Regions from separate parts of the Homo sapiens genome. Here region 1 is linked to region 2. A link is an interaction called in ENCODE POLR2A ChIA-PET data of the cell type or tissue named here. Cell type or tissue: OCI-LY7. All regions are shown on one strand. Each heading gives the region's core, and the rest is flanking DNA. Links, peaks and the distances in the headings are about the cores only. Region 1 holds the start of PARP6 (poly(ADP-ribose) polymerase family member 6). Region 2 overlaps THSD4 (thrombospondin type 1 domain containing 4).

The links. Peaks named below come from ENCODE experiments on the same cell type or tissue, not always from the same donor. Only the 100,000 strongest peaks of a DNase experiment are listed, where the experiment ranks them.
Region 1: POLR2A ChIA-PET joins it to region 2 with 8 read pairs; 2 of 35 experiments call an interaction of 5 or more read pairs at or near these places.

The regions. Positions count from the first base shown.
Region 1 is chr15:72,268,365-72,284,436 of GRCh38, forward strand. It overlaps PARP6 (poly(ADP-ribose) polymerase family member 6), which reads right to left and starts at 4,190. Exons shown (of 24, transcript NM_001323532.2): 1 at 4,029-4,190; 2 at 2,659-2,923. It overlaps LOC105370887 (a long non-coding RNA gene), which reads left to right and starts at 10,507. Exons shown (of 2, transcript XR_932440.3): 1 at 10,507-10,667; 2 at 14,731-14,827. RefSeq lists a silencer at 3,933-4,352 and enhancers at 4,493-4,542, 4,603-4,692. In OCI-LY7, for the core only: a CTCF peak has its summit at 4,563; a DNase peak (open chromatin) is centred at 4,427; H3K4me3 peaks cover 1,820 bases; H3K27ac peaks cover 1,059 bases.
Region 2 is chr15:71,731,578-71,744,047 of GRCh38, forward strand. It overlaps THSD4 (thrombospondin type 1 domain containing 4), which reads left to right. Exons shown (of 18, transcript NM_024817.3): 11 at 6,155-6,430. Among named protein-coding and RNA genes, the nearest start is that of THSD4-AS2, 46 kb to the left of the region's middle. In OCI-LY7, for the core only: no CTCF peak of the experiment used is centred there; a DNase peak (open chromatin) is centred at 5,304; H3K4me3 peaks cover 1,036 bases.

The sequences.
Region 1 (16,072 bases), core at 3,627-11,626, 540 kb after region 2:
CTCTTTATTCTTAGTTATTTCTCCATATTAGCCAGTATCTCTCTTTAAACATCAGTATTACTAGCTATTATACGGCAACAATAGCTAACTTAAAAAGTCCTCAACGGCCAGATCACCTGAGGTCAGGAGTTCAAGACCAGCCTGACCAATGGGGTGAAACCCCGTCTCTACCAAAAATACAAACTTAGCTGGGTGTGGTGGCGTGCGCTTACGATCCCAGCTACTCAGGAGGCTGAGGCAGGAGAATCGCTTGAATCCGGGAGGCGGAGATTGCAGTGAGCCTAGATCACGCCACTGCACTCCAGCCTGGACAGTAAGAGCAAAAACTCCATCTCAAAATAAAAAGTCCTCAACAACACTGAACATCTTTTGGCAGTTATGGTCTCAGTTGTCATTGCCAAAATAATGCCCTAAAGTCATCTTGGAACCTGCTTCCCAAAGAAAAATGCAATAATTATCCCAAAAATTGCTTAGAAAAACTTTTACTTAACCCAGAGCCCTTTCATACACAATTCCCTGCTCGCTTCTAATCCCACAGACTCCTAATCCTATACCAGCAACTTTTAGCTCCATTAAAACCTCCACATATAGCAGAAAAACAAAACAAAACAAAAAACTCATCTGTGAAATTATGAAGGCTTTAATGGCTGAAGATGGCAAATCTACCCTAAAAGCAGGCTAAAAAAGCTTTCTGTTGCTCTCTAGACCAGCAAGTCACTGGCTTTGCACACATCGCAGCTGAAGCTACTCCAACCTCAAACAGAGGTGTTCTTGGTCTCTAACACAGTTCTTCTTCTTCTTCTTTTTTTGTTTTCTGACAGAGTTTCGCTGTGTCGCCCAGGCTGGAGTGCAATGGTGCGATCTCGGCTCACTGCAACCTCTGCCTCCCGGGTTCAAGCAATTCTCCTGTCTCAGCCTCCCACGTAGCTGGGATTATAGGCGCCCGCCACCATGCCCAGCTAATTTTTGTATTTTTAGTAGAGACGGGGTTTCACCAGGTTGGCCAGGCTGGTCTCGAACTCCTGACCTCAGGTGATCCACCCGCCTCGGCCTCCCAAAGTGTTGGGATTACAGATGTGAGCCACTGTGCCTGGCAGGTCTCTAATACAGTTCTACTGAATGTCAGGTTTCCAGATTAGTGATTCTCTGACTGGGGTTGGTGGACCTACAGCATCAGTATCATCTAGGAACTTGTTAGAAATGCAAATTCTCAGACTCCTCCTAAGACCTACTGAATTAGAAACTCCAGAAATGGCCAGGCACTGAGGCTCATGCCTGTAATCCTAGCACTTTGTGAGGCCCAGGTGGGCAGGACACCTGAGGTCAGGAGTTCGAGACCAGCATGGCCAACATGGTGAAACTCCTTCTCCACTAAAATAAAAACATTAGCAAGGCATGGTGGTGCACGCCTGTAATCCCAGCTACTCAGGAGGCTGAGGCAGGAGAATCACTTGACCTACGGAGGCAGAGGTTGCAGTGAGCCAAGACTGCGCCATTGCACTCCAGCCTGGGGGGCAACAGCAAAACTCTGTCTCAAAAAAAAAAAAAAAAAAAGAAAAAGAAAAAAAGAAATTCCAGAAATTGGACCCAGTAATCTGTGTTTTAACACACGCTCCAAGTTGTTCTGATGCATAAAATTTGAGAACCACTGTTCTAGTTCTAGATCCTTGTGTGTTCTAAGGACCTGTGGTTCATTCCTTAGATACCAACTTAAGTCTGGTAACTAAGCCAGGATGGGGACAAAAGACACCATGCCAGAGCAGAGCCAGCATAGGAGTCTTCCAGCTCATAGTGTTGCCTGATCCTTCAGAAACAACATGCAAACGGAAAGTATAACTAAAGTTCTTAGAGATGGAATGACCCGATTACTGAGATTTGTTTAAAATACTACCCTGGCACACACATAAAAAAAGGAGGGAGGATAACAGATGAAATAAATACAGCAAATAGCAAAATGTTGATTACTGGTGAAGCTATGTGACGTACATGATGGTTTTCTGGTAATCCCTACCTCCCTACTTTTGTGTAAAGTTGAAAAGTTTCAAAATAAAAAGTTTAAAAAAAAAATCAGAAGCTACTCTAATGGGCTGTCCTCAAAGTCAAGTCTAAATGTTAACAGGAAGATTAACCAACACTCCACAATTGCCTCATTACTGTTCTTCAAACTCATCAAGCATATTCCCACTATAGGGCCTTCATCTTCCCACCATATTCCCAAGCATATTCCCGCCATAGAGCCTTTGTCCCTGCTGTTCCCCTTTCTTGGAATGCTTTCCACCCAGATATCCACATGGCTTGTTCCTTCACTCTTCCAGATCTCTGCTCAAAGGCCACCTTGACCATCCTATTTATTAAAACAGAAACAACTCAACACCCACACACTAGCACTCTCTATCTCCCTTCCCAGCTTTATTTTTTTCCACTTACCATGTTCTAACATATAAAATGTTTATCAGAATGTAACCTCTGGTGGCAGAGGCTTTGACTGCTTTCAGTCTACATTCTTAGTCCCTTAACACATTTCTTGAATGAGAGAATAAATGAATGAACCCTCTGCTGGATACTTAAGTCAAATGGGAGATATATACAATAACCTGCATGTTTCTACACATAGACAAAAATCACACAAAAAAATGATTTTAAAAAGCAAAACTTCACCTTCAAGAGCAGCTGAGATCCAGAATGTGAAGATCTTGGGGTGAGGTTCGTGAGATTTGAAAATAAACAGTCAAGTGCTGATCTGGATGATCACAGAGGAATAAAGAGGGAGGCACTAAATGTCCAGCCTGGGTTGCCCTGGGGTGAGGGGTAGGATGACGGCAGCGTTAGGCCAGAAGTGCCAACTTTTCACGGTCTTTGTTGCTGCAGAAGTCAAGAAAAATTTAGCCTCTTTCCAAGGGCTGTTGCTGCTTGGTTTCTGTTGCTATCACAAGGAGAAAAAGGTATTTCAGAGGGAGTTTTTCTTGTTCAAGCAAGAGACAGTTCAGAGATTACCGGCTTTTTCAAACCAGGCTGCTTTAGTGAAAGGGACTTGCTTCCTCTACTCTCAATGCCCTTTCCTCTGGAGAGATGGAAAGTGGATTTAAAAGGTGAAGAGTTGGAAAAGGAAGGTGGTGGGTTATGGAATTCACAGGATCACAAACACTTTTTAAAAAATTAGCCGGAAACGTGGCCTAATTCAAAGCTTTCATGTTACACACAGAATACTTAGACCTACAGAGGTCGACCAATTTGCTTAAGGTTAGGAGTACAGAAGGACTGGGATGTAAAGACATTGGACAGGTCCTAATTACATCTAATCTTCATGTGATGTGGTTATAATTAATTGAGTTGTTAATGAAGTAAGCAAGAAAGACCTATCTGATTTATCTAAATGAGGTAAAGAATGGGCCCTTTCAAAAGAAGTTGGGCCAAAAATAGACTATATGATGAGTGTCCAGAGAAGGTGTTAAAACTCAGCGGCTAATATAGAACGCTTTATGAGTTTCCACGAGAATAAGTCAAATGTAAATGAGCCTCAAGTCTGGATCACAAAGGTCTTTCCCTAGGTCCATGGGCGCTTCTCTAGGTGTGACAACTTCACGTCTAGTCAAAGCAGCTTCAGAGCTCAATGTTTAAATTGTGGGTTGGGCTCCCGGCTTTGTGGTCCTGGAGGAGGTTACTCCACTCCATCCCGTGTGCTCCCTTCTCAGGAGTAGGCCACTAAACAAAGACTACTAGGAAGAATCACTGAGGGGCGACTCCCGCAGGTTAGCGCTATCTCGGGCACCCCGCAGGGAGAGAGGACACGGCTGCCCCGCGAAAACACTCTCTGGCACCCGTGCTTCCAGGACAGGCCCTGAGGCCTCTCCCGGGGAAGCAGTTACACCTGTTCTCCGGGGCTCCCCTGAAGACCCCAAAAACACCCAACACCTGCCTCCCCAGGAAAGACGCTCTGGGCCCGATCTATGCCGCCCGGCCGCCGGGCCTGAGTGAAGCCTGTCCAGCCTAGGAGGGGCCCTCAGAACCTCCCGGTCCAAGCCTCTCACTTCGTCCACCCCTGCGGAGACGGGGCGAGCCCCGCACCCTTCCCGTGGCCCGGCCGCACCGCCCTGTGCCCGTGGTGGCGGCCACACAGGCCAGCCTGGCGAGTACTCACGGCGACCCCGGGCCGCGCGCGGCCGCAGCCGACGGGACGAGCGGCCCGGGACGCCCCGCGGGGGCGGAGCGGCAGGCCAAGGGGCGGGGGCCGGGCCTGGCGGGCGAGGTCGCGCACCCCACGCCTCGTCGTTCCGTCACGGGCGCGCTCAGCCACTCTGCGCACGCTCGCGCGGTGACACGATGGCACGTGGCCCGCTCCTGACCAACAGCCTGACGGCCTGCTCCTGGGCGCGCCTCAGCAGCCGACGCCAGCCTTGAGACGCCTGCGCGGCGGTCGCTAGTCGGGAAAGGGTGCGGAGTGGGGGGTGGCGCCTGCGCCGTGGGTAGGGGAGGCAGTGGAGAAGGAAGAGGGACTCTGGGGGAGTGCGGGGAGCCTTCCAAAGGAGAATACTTGCATTTAGCGCCCCGAGTGGTTGGGAGGAACAAGCAGGAAGGGCAACCCAGGTTGCCTGTAGGCCGGGAGGGAGTCCCCTCGCCGGAGGTTGGGGCCGGCAGGTAGAGACTGAGGGAAGTCCTGAGGCCTTGCTGACTGCAGGATTCTCTGGTTCGACAATGGAAGTCGAACACCTCGGGCTTTTAAAAATTCTGGCATTTAACTCATTTGTTCCCCGGTAGCTGCAGCGTGATGGAGAGCACCCTGGCCTTCTAGTCAATCTGGGTCTGAAGCTTGGGTTCGGCACTTATTGATGGTGCAGCCTTAAGCGATGACTTTCACTTTGTGAATCTGATTTCTCCTCTTTGAGGTGGAGACAGTAATATGTGTTTCACGGAGCCGTTGTGGTGAGGATGAACTGAGATAGTGTTAGGTTGAACCGTAGGAAATTGCTATTTTTGCAGTTTATAAACAGTCAGATACCTTCAATTTCATACGATTCCAACTAATCCATGTAAAGTAACCAGCAGAGTACTTGGGACTAGGAAGTAGTTCATACATGGAAGCTGTAATTGTGGTTATTGTGGTTATTAACCCTAGACATGGCCAGATCTCCTTCATCCTTATTAGTCTTGGGGCTTCCACGTGACCCTCTTTTCCATCAACACTAATGGGAAAAGGCTTATCTTAGACCTACTCTGTTTCCTCACTCCCTCTTTGTAGCTGGACACAGTACACACAAAGAAGGCTTTGGCCCTGAATGATATAAACACGTCATGTCTATCCCTCCTAAGCTGGCCTCAGAAGTTTCCCAGTTAACTTTTTGTTGTTGGTTGATTTACATTTGCACATTCTCAGCCTCTCCTTTCTAACTCCTTCCCCTTTTGATGTCCCCCTCTGCTCACCTTGCCACTCAGCCTGGGCCACAACACCGTCTCGGTGTGAGTTTGTTACATCTACTGCTTATAGTAACTGAAAAAAGTGAGGGATCAATATAACCTCGGTTTCAGAGTGCGGAAGTTCAGAGTGGTAGGGGAAGGAGTCAGGCCTGCTCTCTAAAACAACTCACCATCAAGGGCCCCGTAATAGCTTTTGAGAACCAAGTATGTATGGGAGTGTTTGAACATAAGCACTGTGCCCATGAGTGACAAGTCCAACTCCAGTATTCAATAACCTTTAGGATTCCCCCTTTCCAGCATACCACCACTAGCTCTTCTATTCATCATGAATCTCAGCCACCTCATAGTTTACCAGTATCTTCCAGGCTTCACCTCTTTTCCTACCCAGTCCACATCCTTGGTCAGTCATTTTAATCACATCTTTGTTAATATGCTTGCACTTACTCTGTAAAAATCACACTCCTGGGTCATGCCAGCTATCTACCTTCTCTACTCTCCCATCCTAAACCAGGATAAAGGAAGTCATCCAATCCTGCACACTTAAGCTTGTGAGTGGACACCATTTAGGTTAGTCTAGCCCATGAACCCTATTCTGTGGGAATTATCGTTTCCACACCCACACTATGGATCCACAGGCCCCAGGGCCATGTTCGTCTTGTGTGACCTCTAGCACTTTAGCTGCAGTTTATTGAACTGTGAGTGGATTCCTGGTCTAAGCTGTGTTAAACAGATGTTCTCCTGAAAATCTGGGATTAGAGCTGACAGATTATGATTCTAACTGGACTGGTTTCTTAAGCAAAAGAGACATAGACTTAGGAGCTATGGTACATCTACCTCCCACCTACTATGATGAATGAGAAAAGGAAAAAGACCATCTGGGGACACAGAATGAAGCATGGAGAGGCAGAGACCAGAAATGGTGAGACTACTCTCTGCTTTCTGGCAGCTTCCCAGGCACCCCTCCCTTCCTTCCTTCTTTTTTTTTTTTTTTTTTTTTTGAGACAGGGTCTCACTGTGTTACTCAGGCTGGAGTACAGTGGTGTGATCATAGCTTACTGCAGCCTCCAAGGCTTAAGCATGCACTAACATATCTGGCTAATTAATTTTTTTTTGCAGAGATGGGGTCTCCCTATGTTGCCCAGGCTGATCTTGAACTCCTGGGCCCAAGCAGTCCTCCATCTTGTCCTCCCAAAGTACTGGGATTACAGGTGTGAGCCACTATACCCTGCCCAAGGCACTTTCTGAGGCCCTCTGATCTTGAGGGACTAGGAGTCAGTTTTTATCTAGAATAAATGGCTTAAGCTAACTTAATGTGCACTCAGTACAGAGCTCCTACAAATTCATTGTCTCCTCAGCAGAGTCCTCAGTGTACCCAGCAACCCTTCCCATGTCAGCCTCTCCCACCATCCCCCATTCTGCTTCACAGAAAAAATAAAGGCTCTGGGTGCCAGGTACTTGGGTGGCTGAGGCAGGAGGATCTCTGGAGCCCAGGAGTTCAAGGCTACAGTGAACTGTGGTTATGCCACTGCACTCCAGCCTCAGCAATGGAGCGAGACTCCCCATCTCTTTAAAAATAAATAAATAAATAAAAGGCCACGGGGGAACTGCCTCAATTTTCTGTCCCCTCCAAACATTTGAATCTCTCCCATCCTTTCTGTTTCAGAAGTGGAGAGGGCTCTCTTCAAATACAAAGTTAGTCCTTTCACTGTGATCTGTATTTCATTCCTTTTTGCCTCCTTGGGAAATTTGCTCCTTACCTCTCTCTTTCATTTATATTCAACTTTTTCCTCTCCCCTACTCGTTGATCTCAGTATATAAGCTTGATCAACTAGCCCAACCGTAAAAAGAAAATCCAATTTGAATCCTATATGCCATGCTACTGATTTTTCTTGCCTTTAACCAAACTTCTAGGAGTAGCCTATACTCCCCCTCTCCACTTTCTTGTCTTCAGTTGTTCCTTAAATCTGGTGTCATCTGACCTCTCCCCAAAATTTCTACTGAAAATACTTTCACCAAAGTGACACATGACTTACAAATGGACAAATCCATTGGGAATTTTCAGGCTTCATTTATATGACCACACAGTGTCATTTGGCATTGTCAATCATCTTGCCCCTGCAGTTGACTGCATGGTGTCATTTGGCATTGTCAATCATCTTGCCCCTGCAGTTGACTGCATGGTGTCATTTGGCATTGTCAATCATCTTGCCCCTGCAGTTGACTGCATGGTGTCATTTGGCATTGTCAATCATCTTGCCCCTGCAGTTGACTGCATGGTGTCATTTGGCATTGTCAATCATCTTGCCCCTGCAGTTGACTGCATGGTGTCATTTGGCATTGTTGATCATCCTGCCCCTGCAACCCTTTCCTCTGTTGGCTCTTATGGGCTACACTCTTCCAGTTTCTTGCTACACCTCATATGACTCCTTCACAGTATCCTTATTATACTCCCTTTCCTTCATTCCCTACTTAAGTAGAAAAGCAGTTCAGCCCACATCCATTTCTCCTATTACTCTTCCCTGTGGCCTCCATGGCCACTTGAAGGAGATCTTGATAATTTGGGGTTGCCCAGAAACAGAATCTCCTTCTTATGTTACAAGTTTTAGAAGTAAGCAGAGCCTATCTTTCATGACAGACACTAAAAAGGTTGAATCTTTGCTTTCCCAGCTCTCTAGCTAAGACAGAGGCATGTGACCTTGGCCTGGCCAAGCATCTTCCAGAAATGTAGTTTCTGGAGTGACTCAGAGAAATAGAATCATAGAGAATTCATGCCAGTGGCAATGGTGACAGGAGAGCAGGGTCAGCTTTACCCCATGCCCAGGGACTTTCATGGTGTGGGTACTGGTAGTGGTGACATCCCATGTCCAATAATGATGACAGCAGCAGTGGTCTTGTGGAGCTGGTTCTGGCATCTGAATTTGGCCTGTGCTGTGGTGGACTGGCCTCTCATTGTTCCTGCCTATTTTCCAAGCTTGGGTCTTTTGCCTGGCAATCCCGTGACCCACCTAGTGCCCTTTCAACAAAAGTCTCATTTAAATCCACCTGAGTGACACACAGTTATAGACTGGAACTCCCAAATCTATATTTCCATCCTGTACTTCTTCTTCTTTTTTTTTTTTTTTTGACGGAGTCTCGCTCTGTTGCCAGGCTGGAGTGTGGTGGCGTGATCTTGGCTCACTGCAACCTCTGCCTCCCAGGTTCAAGCGATTCTCCTGCCTCAGCCTCCTGAGTAGCTGAGACTACAGATGCACGCCACCACGCCTGGCTAATTTTTGTATTTTTAGTAGAGACGGGGTTTCACCACATTGGCCAGGATGGTCTCAATCTCTTGACCTTGTGATCCACCCACCTCGGCCTCCCAAAGTGCTGGGATTACAGGCGTGAGCCACCGCGCCTGGCTTCCATCCTGTACTTCTTGAGTTTCAAGTTAACTTTGGTCAAGTTGTCTTTTGGACAGCTCCACTTGGATGTCACATAGGCAAACATCTTCTCACTGTATTTCTTTCATGTTCCTAACTTAGTAAATCTCACCTATGACTTATTCAGACTGAACCCTGAGAAGAAAGCATCTTAGACTTCTCCCATCCTTATTTAAATGGAACCAATTTTACCTCATAAACTCTAAATTTTACATCTTAATACATCTTCTTCTTCTTTTTCTTTCTTTCCAAACTCTGGCCTCCTGCCCTCTAGCTGCCTAAAAGCACAGAGACTCAGAAGGCAGAACAGGCCACACGCCTGGGTCTGGCTTTTCCCAAGGGATATCTTAGGTGCTGAGCAGAAAATGCAAGAAACTAAAAAGCCTGTGGAATGAGCCTCAGCCTCCTGGGGAGTAGTAGACAGGGTCTCAATATGTGGCCCAGGCTGGTCTCAAACTCCTGGCCTAAAGTTATCCTCCCACCTCGACCTCCCAAAGTGCTAGGATTACAAGTGCGAGCAAATTAATACATCTTAAATCAATCCCTCCTTTATATTCCTATTCCTCCCTACCAGAACTATCGCATTCGCCTCCTAATAGACTCCTTATCCAGTATCTACTCCTGCAATCTATTCTCCACTTAGCTGCTTAGGGGATCTTTCTAAAACTCAAATCTGATCATGTCACTCCTCTATTAAAACCCTTCAATAGGCTGGGCCCAGTGGCTCATGCTTGTAATCCTAACACTTTGGGAGGCCAAGGCGGGTGGATCACTTGAGGTTAGGCTTCGAGACCAGCCTGGCCAACATGGTGAAACCCCGTCTCTACTAAAAATACAAAAATTAGCCGGGCATGGTGGCAGACACCTGTAATCCCAGCTACTCAGGAGGCTAAGGCAGGAGAACCACTTGAACCTGGGAGGTGGAGGTTGCAGTGAGCTGAGATCGCACCATTGCACTCCAGCCTGGGTGAAAGAGCAAGACTCCATCTCAAAAAATAAAATAAGATAAAAATAAAACCCTTCAATGTCTCTCTACTACTCTCAGGATAAATACACCCTTTCTATAGATATAACCCTATTTGACTCTCACCAGCCCCTCACATGCATCCTACACTCCAGCCTGGCCAGATTATACATTCTTATAGGCCATGCAGGACATACTTTGTTTTTGTTTGAGATGGAGTTTCGCTCTTGCTGCCCAGGCTGGAGTGCAATGGCTCGATCTCGGCTCACTGCACCCTCCGCCTCCTGGGTTCAGGTGATTCTCCTGCCTCAGCCTCCCAAGTAGCTGGGCATTACAGGCATGTGACACCATGCCCAGCTAACTTTGTATTTTTATTAGAGACAGAGTTTCTCCATGTTGGTCAGGCTGGTCTCGAACTCCCAACCTCAGGTGATCCACCTGCCTCAACCTCCCAAAGTGCTGGGATTACAGGCATGAGCCACCGAGCCCGGCTGCATACTTTTATACTTTGTAAGTATTAGTACTTAGTGGAGCTGACAATCACAATGCTACCTCCTGCCCCCTTCTACCCCACACAAATGGATGCATGACCCATCAGGCCAGGCAAAGGACTCCATCATCCTGACCAAAGTGATTAGTTCAGGTGTGGGTTTGTGACCTAAGCAAAGCCAATCATAATCTTCTGCTCAAAGCTCTCTTGCTTTTGAGGTTAATGTGCTAAGAGGATATGAGATTGAAGCTGCTGGCACCCAGCTCTCCCTGCCACAGGGCAGAGAATGGGGCCAAGGCATAAAGAGAAGCAGAGCTCTGAGAAATGGAATGAGAGAGACCTGATGACATTGTTTGAGCCCCTGAGATGAGCCTTGCCTGAGGTCAGTAATACCACCGCATTTCTCAGTTCTCATCTTGCTTAAGCTGGTTTGTCTTGGTTCCTATAACTTGCTACTAAATCAGACCTAATACAGAAATGGAATGAGGTATGGAATTGATGGCACTGAAGTGAAGTTGAGGCAGTGGAGATCCCCACTTGGCTGGGGAACTGGAAACCCCTGCTATTTGGTATCAAACCAGCTGGTTAAATGATCATCTATTTTATCTTGAGATTCAAGTCATGTATCCATCAAAGTGGAGATTTCTGGGATGCACTGGAAAAAAAAAAGTTTGGATGTTGGAGTATGTTGACCTCTTCTTGAGATTTTCAATAAGGTCCTCCAGTTTGACTTTCCTCCATGCTGGCAGAATCAGAACAGTATACAGCTTTGTTTAGAGTTGACTTTTCTGCTTTTTTTTTTTTTTTTTTTTTTTTGAGACAGAGTCTCCCTCTGTCACCCAGGCTGGAGGCTGGAGTGCAATGGCGCAATCTTGGCTCACTGCAACCTCCGCCTCCCGGGTTCAAGCGATTCTCCTGCCTCAGCCTCCTGAGTAGCTGGGATTACAGGCACACACCACCACGCCTGGCTAATTTTTGTATTTTTACTAGAGACGGGTTTTCACTATGTTGGTCAGGCTGGTCTGGAACTCCTGACCTCAGGTGATCTGCCCGCCTTGGCCTCCCAAACTGATGGGATTACAGGCATGAGCCACCTCGCCCGGCCGCCTTTTCTGCTTTTGACCAGCAATCCAGGGTGCTAAAGGTCAGATAATCATGCATCTTGTCGACTATAAAGGCCAAATCCTTTCCCCCAAACTAAAGTGAATAAGAACAAAGGCCTAGAGGTAGAAAATCCAGTAGGAGATATTGGAGTGAGTTTAGGGTCTGGGAAGTTCCAGAGAAAAAAGGGAGAATCCTGATCCTTCAAGCTATACCTGAATGCTTCCCTTTTCACCCCTCCAAATTAAGTAAGATGTATTTGGCTTGGAATTCAGACAGTGTTGGGGGTTCTGGTGCCTGGGGACTTTGGCTGTGAATCCTGTGGGAGAGAATTGGATGTCTTGGGCACGAACTTCATGCACTTTCTTGGATTCCCTAGCCACCTCCTTCTTTCTGTCTCTTGGTTGGCACCCTGCCTGTGCTAAGTAGCCCTTCTACTTCCATGTCTATAGTAGAAATGCCATACAGCAGACCATGGGAGCTGACTTCCCAACAGCCATCCAGGGAGCAAATGATGCAACTGAGAAGTGCAGGGGAGTTAGCTCCTTGTGGGGTGGAATCTTGGCCAACAGAAAACAGGAGAAGAGAGTGGAACAGAAGCATTAATTCCCTCTCATATCTCCCCTTGGTGAACTGCTCCAAGGTGCCATTTCTCCTTTCAAACACCATGTGCTTGGCAAACAAGCCTGACAAGGGACGTGCTCTCTCCTAATAGCTCATATGAAGTGGCGGCCGGCACAGTACTGCGTCATCTTGCATTGCCTTCGTCTCTTCTCCCTTTCACCATCCTGGACTTCCACCTCCCTGCAAAATGTCAGCACTTGCCTCAGGGTCTGCTTTCTAGAGACTTGGGTTAAGATATGGAGATAAAATCAAAGCCCCCATCTCTACATTAAGTCCCCATATAACATAAAGGTCCTGAGGACACAGCTGAGTTTTCCCACTCAAATGCAGGGAATCCAGCCCAGACTGCTGGCTTCCTCTCGGGAATCCAGTGTCAGGTCACTGGGTCAGGCCATCTCGGGACTACTCCCCAGGAGGCTGAGGCTCATTCCACAGGCTTTCTCTTTACTCTCTTGCATTTTTTGCTGGTCACCTAAGATATCCCTTGGGAAAAGCCAGACCCAGGCTTGTGGCCTGTTCTGCCTTCTGAGTTTCTGTGCTTTTAGGTAACTAGAGGGCAGGAGGCCAGAGTCTGGAAGTTCAAAGTCCCCTCTACAGATGGCCAGCTAAAGGCTTTGGTCAGCCCAGGCTTCTAGAGGGCAGAGGTTGCCATAATAGCTGTGTCTGGAGTTGGGGCTAGGGAGACAAAGAGTGGCCCTCTGCCCCTTCTTAGTTTGTACTTGGCACAGACTTGGCCACCTCTTTGCAGATCCCAGCTGGCTCGGGCTGCAGGCTAGAAGGGCAGCTGAATGGCCCACATTGCCTCTTAGCTCCCTGAACTCATGCAGTTTCTTCCAAATAATACAGGGCTGTGTAACATAATTGTGCAAATATACTGGCCATGAATGAGGCTCAGAGGCCAGAAACAGCCTGTGAGTCCCTGCTGGGTTTGGCTATGTCATGATGGAGGCAAGTGCAATCAGGACAGTGGCTGCTCAAAGATTACAGCCCAAGCTGGAAAGGATCAAGTGAGATTCTGTGATCTCCACATCATAGCACCCTCTTTTGGAAGGTATTACATGCATGTTCTGCTCCACTGAGGCCAGGGTGAGCCCCCAGGTCTGGTCAGAGGACATAGCAGAACCAGAGCTGCTTCAAGGTCAGAGGTCACCAGTCCTATCTCAGACCAGAGGACTTTTCTCCCTACATCCAAGACACCCAGATTGCATCCAGCGAGAGAAATTCATTCTAGGGGATCTGCTGGAGGCTGAAGACTCTGCCCAGAGCCCCTAAGTTCTAGAGGTTGTAAGAGGGCCCCCAAAATTCAGTGTCAACTGAGAGACTCCCCTGAGGAGTCTTTCGATTGTGTGGCCTCAATGTAATAATGGGCCATGGCCAGAGTTGGAGGAGTAGAGCAAGCTGCAGGTTGCTGGTCCAAGAGTGCTTGACTGGTTGCTTCCATCCTGTCCTATGCATCTCCTTGGGGCTTGAGGCCTAGGAGCCAGTACTGCTCAGGTATTTTGAATATCTGGTCAAGACCAAGGTCACTGGAGCGTGAGTCAGCCAAGTGTTGAATGAGTAATCTCTCTTTGGGGGTAGTGAGCAGATTAAGGTTGACTTACCACTATAGACAGACCATTATGGAAGCCACAAAGCTGAGAGGTAGGGGAATGGCTAAAGTGTGACCTCTTGCTAAGACGAAGAAATCACATGAGCTAGGATTGAAACTCATGGAGCAGGACATTATCAAGGATTCCTCATGATGGTTACCAGCTCAAAGAAAGCCCACGAATCAGAGAATCCTCACAACTGACAAACAAAGATCTGGGAATGCTTAATCTCTACGTCAATCTTTAAATCCAAAACTGGCTGGGCACGGTGGCTCACACCTGTAATCCCAGCACTTTGGGAGGTCAAGGGAGATGTACCACTTGAGGCCAGGAGTTCAAGACCAGCCCGACCAACATGGCGAAACCCTGTCTCTACTAAAAATATAAAAATTAGCCAGGTGTGGTGGTGGGCATTTGTAATCCCAGCTACTCAGGAGGCTGAGGCATGAGAATCACTTGAACCCAGGAGGCAGAGGTTGTAGTGAGCTGAGATCACGCCACTGCACTCCAGCCTGGGCAACAGAGGAAGACTGTCTCAATAAATAACTCAAAACCATGTCAAAAGGGAAGTGGGATGCTTCAGTTCCAAAGGTCCATCCTCTCAGGGATGTCCATAAACAACAATGGACAAAGGAGATATGTCCCAGTGGAAAGGACCAAAAACAATAGGTTTTGTTGGCCAAGAAATTCACTCCACTGTCCAGAAGGATGTGTTATATGCTGTAGATTAGTGACCATTGTATTCTCTTCTCCCTATTCCAAATGGAAGGTTTTTAAATAACTGTTATAGCGAGGTGCAGTGACATGCACCTGTAGTCCCAGCTAGTCAGGAGGCTGAGGTGAGAGGATCAGTTGAGCCTAGGAGTTCAAATCTAGCCTGGGCAACATAGCAAGACCCCATCTTAATTTAAAAAAAAAGAATTAAAAATTATTCAGTGGTGTGTATTTGTATTCCCAGCTTCTCAGGAGGCTGAGGCAGGAGAATTGCTTGAGCCCAGCAGTTCAGGTCCAGCCTGGACAGCATTAGCAAGGCCCCATCTCTTTAAAACAAATTGTGATCTTCTTTTTCTCCTTATTTCACATTGGTTATAGGGCAAGTATGGGGTAGCTAAGTTTATCTTTTACCTATAGATGGCAAAATCTTAAGAAGTCATATCCAGACCTGAGCAAGAATTGCCCATCACCAAGGGACCCTGGACTGAGGACTCAATAAAGCAACTGGATGTAATTCTGTTTTATCTCCCCTTGGGAAATAGGTGAATGTGGTTTTTGTTGGGTCTATGATTATTGCATTGTCAGGCAGGCACATTTTTGAAATTGTATGTTTGTCAAGAAAAGTATAGGTGGATGCAATAAAGGGTGGGATATAGTGGGTGCATTTCATTTATCTGCCCATCATCTCTTCCTTAGGGACCCATTTCTCCCCTTCCACACAGTCCTGATGAAGTTGTCAATTATGGTGGCCTACTCTTCTATCCTAGTGGTGGGCATGTGTCCAAAGCTGGCCAAAGTCCTCCCTGGGATTTTAGAACTAGAACTAATGAGGCCAACATATGGAAGGAAGCAGAGCCAAGAGATGGAGACATCATCCTTTGAACCCCTAGATCCAGCCATGCTTCAAGGCAGATACATGCTTTGATTTATCAGTTATGTAAATCAATTAATTTCCAATTGGCCTAAACATGTTTGAGTTGGGTTTTTGACACTTGCAACTGAAAAGGTCCAGACTAATACATGCACACAGAGAGACACAAACACCATATTGTTCAAGCTCATCAGACATTATATAAGTCTTCCATGATCTTACCAGGGGTCAGCAAACTTTTTGTCTAAAGGACAAGATAGATAGATATTTTAGGCTGTGTGGGCCATATGTGGTCTCCGTTTCACTTTCTTGTTTTGTTTTGACGACCCTTCAAAAATGTAAAAAAAATTATTAGTTTGGTAGTTCATACAAAAATAGGCCACAGGCCAGATTTGGCCCACAAGCCATAGTTTGCCAACCCCTGATCTAGACCATGTCAAACCCTGAAGCTTTGGAATCACACAGTCTGCCAGTCCTTAGCCCATACTCTAAAGTATGAAGCCAGATATTTTAAATGTCATTTTGGTTCAAGTGTCTTGACATGACTTGGTAATGGTAAGGTTCAGGGTAGAGTTAGGAACGGGAAAAGGGTCTTATCTTGTGCCCATTATCTGCCATATAACAGGTACTGAATAAATGGTAATTATTATTATTTCTTGGTAATAAAGATAATTTTTCAAAATGATGCAGCTGTCTAAATGGCTTTGTCCAAATGTCCCAGTTCATCCTTGAAGACTTTTCCCCTTCTTAATCTCCTTCAGAAAGTATTTCACAGACCTCCCCCACCAATAAAGTCTGAACTAGGTACTCTCATTCTTGCTAGCACAGACCTTCTATGGCCCTCCATTGTAACTGGATTATTTGTCTCTCTTTCCCCTTAACTCTGAG
Region 2 (12,470 bases), core at 1,178-9,177:
AGACCAGCCTGTGCAACATAATGAAACCCCTGTCTCTACAAAAAAAATTACAGAAATTAGCCAGGCATGGTGGTGTGTGCCTGCAATCCCAGCTACTCAGGAGGCTGAGGTGGGAGAATCATCTGAGCCCAAGGAGGTTGGGGCTGCAGTGAGCCGTGATCAGACCACTGAACTCCAGCCTGGACAACAGAGTGAGACCCTATCTCAAAATTAAGAAAAAACAACACAAATTTACTTTCTTAGAGCTCTGGAGGTTAGAAGTCTGAAGTGGGTTTCATTGGGACAAAATGAAGGTGTCATCAGGGCCCCTCTCTCTCCAGAGGCTCTAGGAGAGAACCCACTTCCTCGCCTTTTCCAACTTCTAGGAGCCACCTGCCTTCCTTGGTTCCTGGCCCCTTCCTCCACCTTCAAAGCCAGCAGGGTGGCACTTTCAAATCTCTCTCTGACCCTGGCCTCATCACATCTCCTCTCTGACTCTCATCTTCCTCTCTCTTTCCTTTATAAGGACCCTTCAGATTACACTGGGCCCACCCAAGTAATCCAGGATAATCTCTCCTTCTCAAAATCTGTAATTTAGTCTCACCTGCAAAGTCCATTTTTGCTATGTAAGGTAGCATGTTCACAGATTCCAGGGATTAGGATGTGGACATCTTTAGGGGGCCATTATCTGTCTACTATATGCCTTTTCTCTTGGTTCCCCTTTTGTTTCTGTTAATAATACTTTGACCTATAAGACAAGAATAATGAGTTCACACCTAACAATCCATGTTGAGTCTTCCTGGTGGGCTCTGCTTATGGACAGAGCAGGCAGCTTTCTCTCGGCTGGCACTGGGCATGGGACTGCTCTCTGAGTCTGCAGACATTTCTCTACCGGAGGATGATGGAGCCCACCACCCAAATGCAGGCAGTCTTTTCCTTCCTTAAAATAGGAAGGTCTGCAGAAGTATTCATGGTAATTATAGCTCACACACATTGAGTCCTTGCTGTGTGCAAGGGCTTAGAAACTGCTGTGCTGAGCTCTTTGCGTAGATTAGTTCTTTGAATTCTCATGACAGAGGGAGGTACTTGGAGGGAAGTACTATTATTAGCCTTATTTTAAGAGTAAGGAAATGGAAGCTTAGGAAGAGTAAGTTAATAATTGTCCTGATCTCACACCTGGGCAGTGACCTGAGGAGGGCCTGTGTGACCATACTTTGTGCTTGTTATATCACTGAGAGGTTACTTGGTCCAATCCCTACCCTAGGAGGAAATAAAGGCACAAGTGCCAAACCCGCCCCATCCATTCTTCTCTGAACTTTGGACGGGATAACCAGGTTATCTGATTGCTACAGACTGGGGAGGACAACAGCTGGGTGCATCCCCAGAACATGGGGTGGGTGTGTTGTCCAAACTCCAAGTCAGCAAACTCAGCACAACAGAGAATTTTTATGTCATGTCCAGAAGCAATCCACAGTTTGAGAAACCAAGTTTGGGTAAGATTTCTGGGGTCCATTGCTGGTTTACAGGGATAATCAGACAGACTATTTGAAATCTATCAGGATGATGATGATTTCTGTCAGGCCTGATGGGGCTCAGCTCATGAATAGCATGGGGGTTCTGGGATCAGCTCCCTGGGACAGGGCAGGCCTGGAGGGGTCACCTGTAAAAAGTTGGTAAGCAGGGGCATTGTCACCAGGCTTCCTCTTCCATGTCAATGGAGTCTGGAGGCAGAGTTGGAATCCAGCTCTGCACCTTTTTGCTGTGCACCCTCAGGCGGGTCAGCAACCTCTCTGAACACACACCCAGTCTACAAAATAGAAGAAAAACCCTATAAGGTGGTTTTTGGCAGGGGAGAGGACATGGGAAGAGATTGAATAAATTAGTTGTCCATCCTAGCATAGAGCCCAGAACAAGGCACTGAAAAGACTTCTTAAATTTTTTTGTCCAACAACATCTTGGACAGTTCTCATTTATGTCAACATGCCTGGTCCTGATTTTGTTGGTCATATTTGCATGTCATATTTTAAACCATGAAGCATAATAACCAACTAAGTAAGAAAGCCCTGGCAAAAAAGCTGAGAGGTCTGGTGCAGTGGATCACGCCTGTGATCCCAGCACGTTTGGAAGCCGAGGTGGGCAGATTGCTTGAGCCCAGGAGTTCGAGACCAGCCTGGACAAAATGGCAAAACCCCATCTCTGCTAAAAGTACAAAAAGCAGCTGGATGTGGTGGCACTCACCTGTAATCCCAGGTACTCAAGAGACTAAGACACGAGAATCACTTGAACCCAGGAGACACAGGGTGCAGTGAGCCTCCTGCACTCCAGCCTGGGTGACAGAGTGAGACTCTGTCTCCAAAAAAAAAAAAAAAAAAAAAAATTGCTGAGAAAGCCCTAATTGTTGTTGTTGTTGTTGTTGTTGTTGTTGTTGTTATTGCTGAAATGGGGTCTCGCTATGTTGCCCAGGCTGGTCTTGAACTCCTGGGCTCAAGCAATCCTCCTGCCTCAGCCTCCCAAAACGTTGGGATTACAGGCATGAGCCACCTCACCCAGCCCCCTTGTAGTTTTAACTGTGTTCTACAGTAACCCTAGAATTTGCCTCCTTATTTTCTATTAAAATGAGACATACTTGAACAATATTCAGTCAAAATAGAAATATATACAGTCAAAAGCAACTGCCACATAATTGCCAAAACTTGGAAGCAACCAAGAAGTCCTTCAGTAGGTGGATAGACAAAAACTAATGGAATATTATTTAGGGCTAGAAATAAATGAGCCATCACGTCACAAAGAGACATGGAGAAACCTTCCATGCATATTACTAAGTGAAAGAGGCCACTCTGAAAAGACTACCTATTGTTTGATTCCAACTATATGACATTCTAGAAAAGTTAAAACTATGGAGACAGTAAAAAGGTCAGTGGTTGCCAGGGGCTGGGAGGACAGAGGGATGAAAAGGTGGAACAGGGAGGATTTCAGGGCGGTGAAACTACTCTGTGTGATATTACACTGGCGGATGCATGTCACTGTGCACTTGTCCAGACCCACAGAATGTGCACCCCCAAGTGTGAACCCTCGTATGGACTATGAACTCTAAGCAATAATGACATGTCCGTGTAGGGTCATCAGTTACACATGTACCAGTCTGATGTGGGATGATGGTAGTAAGGGACCCTGTGCCTGTGTGGTGGGAGGAGGTGTGTGGGAACTCTGTACTTCTACTCACTTTTGCTGTGAACCTAAAACTGCTCTAAAAAAAAAAAAAAGCCTATTAAAAAAAAAAAAAGTCCACAGCTCCCAACCCCATGCCCTTCCCAGAGGGAGTCTAACCCTTTGGTGGGATTTTGCCTAGCCCTTTTCTATGCATACACAAACATGTTTCCAGCCATTTGAATCATCATCTACAATCTCAGATGTGCAAGGAATATTGCATATTATTATTTTCCATTAGTCAGTTTAAATCTGACCTCAACTTCACCCTTCTTTGAAACCAGTAGATAATTCAATCGCAGTCTGCTTGGGGGTTACACACACACACACACAGACACACACACACACATATTCTCACTCCAGATATAAGGAAAGATCTAGAGTCTTAGACAAGCCAAAACATTGGCTAGACCCCCCTGGTGGTCTGTCCACACTAATTCCGCTGAGGTGCCACCGGGAGCAGCCTCATGGGGCCTTCAGGTTAGGGCTCTGCTCCTTCCAGTCTGCATGGGGGGCACAGGAAGCTGGTGAGGCTGGCAGCCAGGCCCCCTCTCCCGCTGCAGGGGTGGCTTCCTCCTGGGACACTGGACATTGTCTGGTACACCTAAGGATCCATGGCACTCAGGAAACCCAAGACTCCAGACTCCTACCTCTCCTCCATCTTGAAAACCTCTCTCTCTCTTTCTCACTCTCTCTCTCTCTCTCTCTTTCTCACTAGCTCTCTGTCTTGCTCTCTGTCTGTCCCTCTCTGTCTCTCTTACCATCTCCCTCTCTTTTGCTCTCTCTTTATTGCTCTCTGTCTCTCTCGCACTCTCTGTTTCTCTCTCTCTCTCTTGCTCTCTGTCTCTCTTGCTCTCTGTTTCTCTCTCTTGCTGTCTCTCTTGCTCTCTGTCTCTCTCTCGTTCTCTGTCTCTCTCACTTTCTGTCTCTGTCTCTGTCTCTCTTGCTCTCTGTCTCTCTTGCTTTCTGTCACTGTCCCTGTCTCTCTTGCTCTCTGTCTGTCTTCTTCTCTGTCTCTGTCTCTCCTGCTCTCTTGCTTTCTGTCTCTATCTCTCTGTCTCTCTTGCTCTCTGTCTCTTTCGCTCTCTGTCTCTCCTGCTCTGTTGCTTTCTGTCTCTGTCTCTCTGTCTCTCTCTGTCTCTCTTGCTCTCTGTCTCTCTCACTTTCTGTCTCTATCTCTCTGTCTCTCTTGCTGTCTGTCTCTCTCTCTTGCTCTCTGTCTCTGTCCCTCTCTGTCTCTCTTGCTCTCTGTCTGTCTCTCTTCTCTGTCTCTCCTGCTCTCTTGCTTTCTGTCTCTATCTCTCTGTCTCTCTCTTGCTCTCTGTCTCTCTCTTGCTCTCTGTCTCTCTGTTGCTGTCTCTGTCTCTCTCTTGCTCTCTCTCCGTCTCTCTTGCTCTCTGTCTCTGTCTCTCTCACACTCTGTCTCTCTCTTGCTCTCTGTCTCTCTGTTGCTGTCTCTGTCTCTCTCTTGCTCTCTCTCCATCTCTCTTGCTCTCTGTCTCTGTCTCACACTCTGTCTCTCTCGCTCTCTGTCTCTCCTGCTCTCTGTCTGTGTCTCTCTCTTGCTCTCTATCTCTGACTCTCTGTCTTGCTCTCTTGCTCTCTGTTTCTGTCTCTCTCGCACTCTGTCTCTCTCGCTCTCTGACTGTCTCGCTCTCTTGCTGTCTTTGTCTCTCTCTTGCTCTCTGTCTCTCTTGCCCTCTCTGTCTCTCTCACTCTCTGTCTCTGTGTCTCTGTCTTGCTCTCTCTATCTGTGTCTCTGTCTCTCTTGCTCTCTGTCTCTCTCTCTCGCTGTCTCTCTTTCTTACTCTGTTTCTCTGTCTCTCTTGCTCTCTTGGTCTCTGTCTCTGTCTCTCTGTCTCTCTCTCACTTGCTCTCTCTCTCCCTTGCTCTCTGCCACTGTCTCTCTCTCCTCTCTCTCTTTCTCTCTCTCTCAAAATGTGCCCTCCTCCTCTCTCTGGGCTGGCCCCTCAGGGACATCCACTTTACCCTTAATGAAAGCCTAGGCTTTGCACTCTTGGAAGGGAAAGCTGTTGACTTCTAGCAGCTTTTGTTTTCTGTCCTGCACAAAAACAAAGCAATAACATCTAAGGACTTGGCTACTCTTTCAAACCGGAGGAGGAAGTGGAGGAATAAAGATAGTAAATCACACACAAATTAGTATCTCAAAAAGTGACCTGCCACACCTGTGTGTATGTGTGTGTGTTCTGCTTTTTTCTTTCACCAAACAATATTGTCATTTCTTCATGTCGGAACGTTATATTTGCTGCATTCTTTTCAAAACTCACATAGTATTCCATTTTGTACTTGTAGCATAACGTAGTTTAACCAGTACCACTGGTGAACATTTGTGTCTGTTTGCTATTTCAAATAATACCTCAGTAACCATACCTGTATATTCAGATTTATGTACAAGAAAATATTTGCGGAACAGATGTGATAGAAACTGAATTGCTAGGTCAAAGGGTATGTGCATTTCAAATTTGGATAAATAATGCCAGATTTCCCTCCAAAACCATGGATCTATTTGCAGGCTCATCCATAGTGACTGGAAGTGTGTTTTCCTGCACCTTCAAAAGGAGTTTAGGGATTTAAGGGTTTCCAAACTTTCCAATCTTTGGTGTTAGGTGGTGGTGTTCTTTTCATGTGTATTTATGGAATTATGAGTAAAGTTGAGGATTTTTGTATGGGTTTTGGCTGTTTGTGTTTCTTTTTATGTGAACTGTCTATGGCTCACAATTCCTGTTCCTACTGCAGTGTTCGTCTTTGTCTTATTGATTTTCAAAAGTGCTTTGCATGTGAGGGAAAGCACTAGTAGGTGTCTGCTTATTTTAAACAGATGTGCTTATGTGCTGTGACTTAGAAACGATCTCATGCTACACAGTCTCTAATGTCGAAGCAATTTCCTCTTTACAACTCAGGGTCTAAACTGATCCTGATTCTGTGTGTGCACGCTCACCTCTCCTAGGGGAACCCTTCAATGGCCAGATGGTGACAGAAGGCAGGAGCCAGGAGGAGGGAGAACAGAAAGGGAGGAACGAGGAGAAGGAAGACTTGCGTGGGGAGGCCCCTGAGATGTTCACCTCAGAATCGGCACAGACCTTCCCAGTCAGGCATCCAGACAGATTTTCTCCCCATCGACCGGACAACTTGGTGCCACCAGCACCGCAGCCCCCACGGCGCAGCCGGGATCACAACTGGAAGCAGCTTGGGACAACAGAATGTTCCACGACCTGTGGGAAAGGTGAGCCTGTGTGGGGGACGGGTGGATCCCTGCAGAACCCTAAGCAAGGAGTGTGTGGGTGGCCCAAGGCAGCGGTCCCCGGCTTTTTTGGCACCAGGGACTGGTTTCGTGGAAGACGATTTCTCCATGGATGGTGGCGGGGTTGGGGGATGGTTTCTGGGTGAAACTGCCCTATCGCAGATCATCAGGCATTAGTTAGAGTCTCATAAGGAGCATGCAACCTAGATCCCTTGCCTGCACAGTTCACAATAGGGTTCACGCTCCTATGAGAATGTAACGCCACCACTGATCTCGCCCACCCACCAGTCACCTCCTGCTGTGCGACCTGGTTCCTAACAGGCCATGGACTGGTGTCGATTGGGGGCCCCTGGCCCAAGGGAAATGGCAAACCCTCACCTCTGTGAGCCTGTCTATGAGATGGCTCATGGGTGTGACAGATTGCATTGGGGCCCTCAACACCACCCTCAGGTTTAATGATTGGCTCAAAGGGCTTACGAGACCCAGAAGAGCTGTTACAATTCATCACAGTCAAAGGATAGGGATTCGAGTTAATAAAGGAAAAGGTGTGTTGGCAAAGTCCTGGAGATGCCAGGCGCCAGCTTCCAGGTGTTGCCTCCAGCAGAGTCACACAGGGATGCACTTAATTCTCTCAGAAATGGTGTAATTCAGAGGCTGAGAACACATGCCAAGTACTGCCAACCAGAGATGCTCACCCAAGATTTGGTGTCCAGGGTTTTTACTGGGGTCTCTCGTCTAGGTATGCAGCTCCCACATGAGTGACACTAGCTACTCTCCCTTTACCATCCCAGAAGCCAAACCAATACTGCGTGGCCCAAGACCTCAGCATAAAAAAACACTCTTATCAGGTGGCATATTCCAAGGGCTTAGAGGTTCTCTCTCAGGAGCTGGTCAAGGGCCTGTCTTTGGCATGTGCAGGGTTTGAGCAACTCAGGCCTGCTGTGCACATATATTCATTAATAAACGGAATACACTCATGTACTTCAAGATCTAAAATTTAATCTCCAAGTCAGGGTTGTGGAAGACTTACACAAATCCCAGTTGAAACTCATTCTCAAATCTCAGGATTTCAGAAAAAAAAAAAAAAAACAAAACTTTGCAGGCTTGGCGTGTTAGCTGGCTTTTACACTGACCAACACTCACAGCTCCCATACTATCCCGGTAAAATCCCAACCCTGTATTCATTCATTATTCCAACCTGATCAGCTAGGACCACCAGGGACAAACCTGAAGCCCAACAAAGTCAGCTTTATTGACCCCTCACCACAAGGGAGTCCACACACCGGAGGAAGCATGGGGCGTCTCTCCAAACAAAAGAAAAGATAGAGTTGTAGGATTTGGGAGGATACAGTTTAGGTGAAATTTAAATAAAGTAGGGTTGTGATAGGCTGAAAGCAAGACATGGCAGTGTTACAGGGGTCACATCAGGATGATGAAGTGGACCCAGGGTCCCGTTTCCTTGAAAACTCCAAAGTTAAGATACATGTGGAATGTGCTGTCCAGAAACCCTTTATCTGACATTCCATACCAGATTGGAAATCAATGCTGCTTCTGTTTCAAGCTGACTCATTGCAAAGATACACCTATGAACTGTGTAGTTATAATTTCCTTCATATATATGATAATAGCCTCCTGTTTGTAGTAAAGTCCTATTTTATCCCCTGAAACAGCTCTTCTTTGAGGGGAGGTTGCTAAAGAAACAGGAAGGCTGTATCCCCCAGGAATCTCTGCAAACTGGGGAACTGTGTGATGTCCCAGAGCATTGGTTTGGGGTGGTTTTTTTTTTTTGCTTTGCTTTGCTTTGCTTTTTTTTTTTCTTTTCCTTTCTTTTCTTTTCTTTTGATACTGGTATCTAAGAGTACAAAGTTTGGAACCTCTCACAAAATTAGCACACTGAAAAATCTCATGACAGCTTCTAAAGTTTTTATCTTTTTCATAAGAGCATTGGCTTAGTGGCTTTTGAGAATAGAATTTAGGTCTTTGGTTCTTCTTGGGGGCTGGAGCTTTTCCTGCCTGGAACCTCTGCAGTTCCATAATGATTTGGTAACTGGAGTGTTGATTTATAGAGGTTTTATTGTGCAAATTTTATTATGCTTATACTTAATAAATGTGCAAAGAATCTGGACTGCAGATTCATTGGACCAACTTCTTTTATATACTTTGTGAGGAAAAATTAAATGCATATAAAATATGTCTTGACAGAGTCAGAAAGCTAGAAATATTTTTGCATTAAGGCCAAAACCATTTTGGTGAGACTCTGTGATATTATAGAGGTAAGCAGTATGTAACATAATTGATATAGGAACCCGAAATCAAAATGTATTATTATTGAAATATTCTACCTTTAGGTAATGTGTGATGCCCATCAAAGGAACCAGATACACTCAGAACTAGGTGAAAATAGGGAAAGTCATAAAAAGGATGAAAGCTGTCACTGCGTGGTTTTCAACAAAGGGTGCCATGTGGAGAAGATTCTCTTTCACCCTGTCCGGAGCCCATAGGCCTTGTGTTGTGAGCAGGATGAGATGAGGGCAAATGCATGTGCTGGTTCCCTGTGTCTCCTCCAGACGCTCCCACGGTCTCTCTAATGGAGCAAACTCATAACCAAATGTTCCAGTTTTTGCCCCCACAACCCATCCGCACGCTGTGTCATCCACACTGAGGTATGGAGTTGAAATTTAAAGAAAGCAAGGTTTTGATAGACTGAAGGCAAAACATAACTGTTACTACCTCACTATATGCTAGTATCCCTCCTTTACGACACTCTGGTATCTGGCCAGCAAAGTCCTGCTCGTACTCCAAGCTCTGAGACCACCTCTTCTGCAAAGCCTTCCTGATTCTGCAAAGAACAGGTAGGCATTTCATCCTTGGGACCTCACAGCAATTCAGGACACATTTCTGTCCCAGCCCTGCTTGGCTTGGCTGTCTCCATGAATATACACTTTGCAACTTCTGCACCAGGCATCATACCAAGCACACAGTAGGCACTCCTGTGTTTTTTGAATAAGTGACTATATCATCACCACATTTCAAATGCGGAATATATGAGCTACTAGAAAAGACATAAGGGTAGATTTTACATCTTTATTGTATCCTAGATATACAAGTCTATTACTGCCTTTTCCCATGTTCTGTCAACATAGCATAAAGAATGTGGATTTACCTGTTAGAAATTGAATAAGCGGCCGGGCATGGTGGCTCATACCTGTAATCGAAGCATTTTGGGAGGCCAAGGCAGGTGTATCACTTGAGGTCAGGAGTTCAAGAGCAGCCTGGCCAACGTGGCAAAAAACCCTGTCCTCACCAAAAATACAAAAATTATCTGGGCATGGTGATGCATGCATGTAATCCCAGCTACTCGGGAGGCTGAGGCAGGACAATTGCTTGAACCCAGGAGGCGGAGGTTGCAATGAGCCAAGATCATGCCACTGCACTCCAGCCTGGGCAACAGAGCAAGACTCCGTCTCAAAACAAAACAAAACAAAACAAAAAAACTGAACAATCTCTTTCTCTAGATTTCCATATGATTTTGTTTAATCTTCTGTCCTTTGCATTGCAGAAACACACACACAGAAATTCACAAGAGTGTGAGGTATGGGACTGAGCATGCACAGGACCCATTTTCAATATTTAGCCCATATACACCCATGTGTGCATGTACACACACACACACACACACACACACACACACACACACACACACTCGGCATCTGCCACTCAGAATGTCTGAGGCGACATGTCTAGCTCTTCTTTACCCAGTAAATGGCACCAGTTCTCAGGCCCAAGAGATACTGAAGAGGTGCCTTGGAAATAAAGCAAACCTAGGGATGTGTTGTTTCTCATCCCTCCCTTCTCTGGCAATCCTAGTTCCTTTTTCTTTCAAGTGACAAGTGGCAGCGGCCCGTGGAGGCCTCTCCTTTGCTCTGTCCCAGGCGGTGATGGCACCAGACATGCAGGGTAGGTGAGGCAATGCGGAGGCACAGATGCAGAGCACATCTAATGGTCGTCAGCAGTCATGGCAAGTGACCAGGAAATCCCAAGCCTCCCGGCATTGTCCAAGTCACTTATGCACAGAATAAGTCTGTTCCCCTTGTGATCCCATTGTGTATTTTCTCACATACCCTCGCCTAAACCCTTCTCCAGTCCTCCCTGGTGGAGCTAACCACACCACACAGTTCTGTGCTTTTCATGGTCAAATTTCCCTTTGTCTAAGTGCTTCCAGCATCATGATATCACCATCTCAGGGAAGGGCCCTGTTGCTGGCATCCAAGAGTGGTCCATACTCACACAGCCATTGATCAGGCCTCTGTCAAACTCTTGGCTTGTTTCATTTGATTCCTAGAGTTCCAAGTCTAAAGTCATTTACTTTTTTCTTGCTCTTTATTTTGTCTCTCTTCCATAATGTCCCACTGACCTCTACACTAGCCCCTGAATTCACTGACCTCATTTATTATCTGCTAATTACCTGTGTACAGTTCCCCCCTTCAACATGACATATTTCTATTTTGATCAACATGTCCGCATATAAGGCAACCGAACTGATCTCGAATAGTTTTCCTGCTGCCTGAAGCCCAGCCAGTGCCTGACCTCACCACCTTGTTCCTGCTTGCTAGCAAATAGAGGAATAATTGAATTGCAATCTTGAACAATGGGAGGTGGCCAGGTGCTGTCTCCCTTTCTAAATATATTAAAACTGACCCAAAGAAGGAAACCACTGCGGTCACTAGACTCAAGAGTTGTAGATATGGGTCAGGCGCCGTGGCTTATGCCTGTAATCCCAGTACTTTGGGAGGCCGAGGTGGGCAAATCACCTGAGGTCAGGAGTTTAAGACAAGCCTGGACAACACGGCAAAACCCCATCTCTACTAAAAATACAAAAATCAGCCAGGCGCAGTGGCAGGCACCTGTAATCCCAGCTACTTGAGAGGCTGAAGCAGGAGAATCACTTGAACCCGGGAGGTGGAGGTTGTGGTGAGCAGAGATCGTGCCACTTCACTCCAGCCTGGGTGACAGAGCTAAACTCTGTCTCAAAAAAAATAAAAAAAGATTTGTAGATCTGGCATTTTCCCACCTTCAGAGAGCCAGAGGGCCTCTGAGTTCATTTCCGTGGAGCTGGACCATGGACAATGTCCATAAACGCCGTAAAATGTCAAGGGAAGACAAGCAGTGGCCAGGTGCTGGACAACCCCAGCAGGACCCATCTTCCCAAGACACAGAGCATTCCTATGGGAGCCTGTATCCTTTTGATTAAAAAAATTTGATTTCTCCCTTATTTGAGTGCCAAGTGGTTGAGATAGTTCCTTTTGCTTTCCTATCCACAAACATCTAAGTGGAAAAGCTAAACCCGCATGGTCTGAAGGAAAAGGAATAGGCTAAATAAGATCTTTACTTAATCCCTTAATAGCCGGGTCCCACTGCAAGCTGTGAACCATGTATTCACCTTTATAACTGCACAGTGTACTTAATGTTTGTTGAATTTAATTAAAAATCTGTTCTATTTAATGGAAGGAGATCTGTAGCTGGACAAACTTTAATTCCACAAAAGTTCTTTGCATCCCATTAACTTTACAGTCAGTACTGCCTTTTACTCAGCCAATAATTGTGCTTAATTGGAACGTTATTTTAAATAATGGTCTCAAGTTATAGCCACACTGTAAATTTTTACTACCAGGGTAATTTAAACAAATGATCGTTTCAGATTCAACACTGTCTTGCAAACTGTCAAGTTTCTTACTACCCTCTGGGTCAGTGTGTCATACAAGATGAGCTTGAAAAACCACTGAAACACTTTCATGACTGATGAAATATTAAGATGTTTATGTTAAAAGATAGCCCCTATGTTGCAGTTAAAATTGTAAGGAGTTGGAACTTCAGAAAATATGAATGCCTGGCCAATTAGCAACAGAGATAAGACAGAGTTGTAGAATAAAGTATAGTGTTCTTCCCGGCAGGAGTTGTATACTGGCCTGGACTGTGGGGAAGACAGTTATTTGTGAAGAAGCATCTTCCCGTGGTTGGTTCA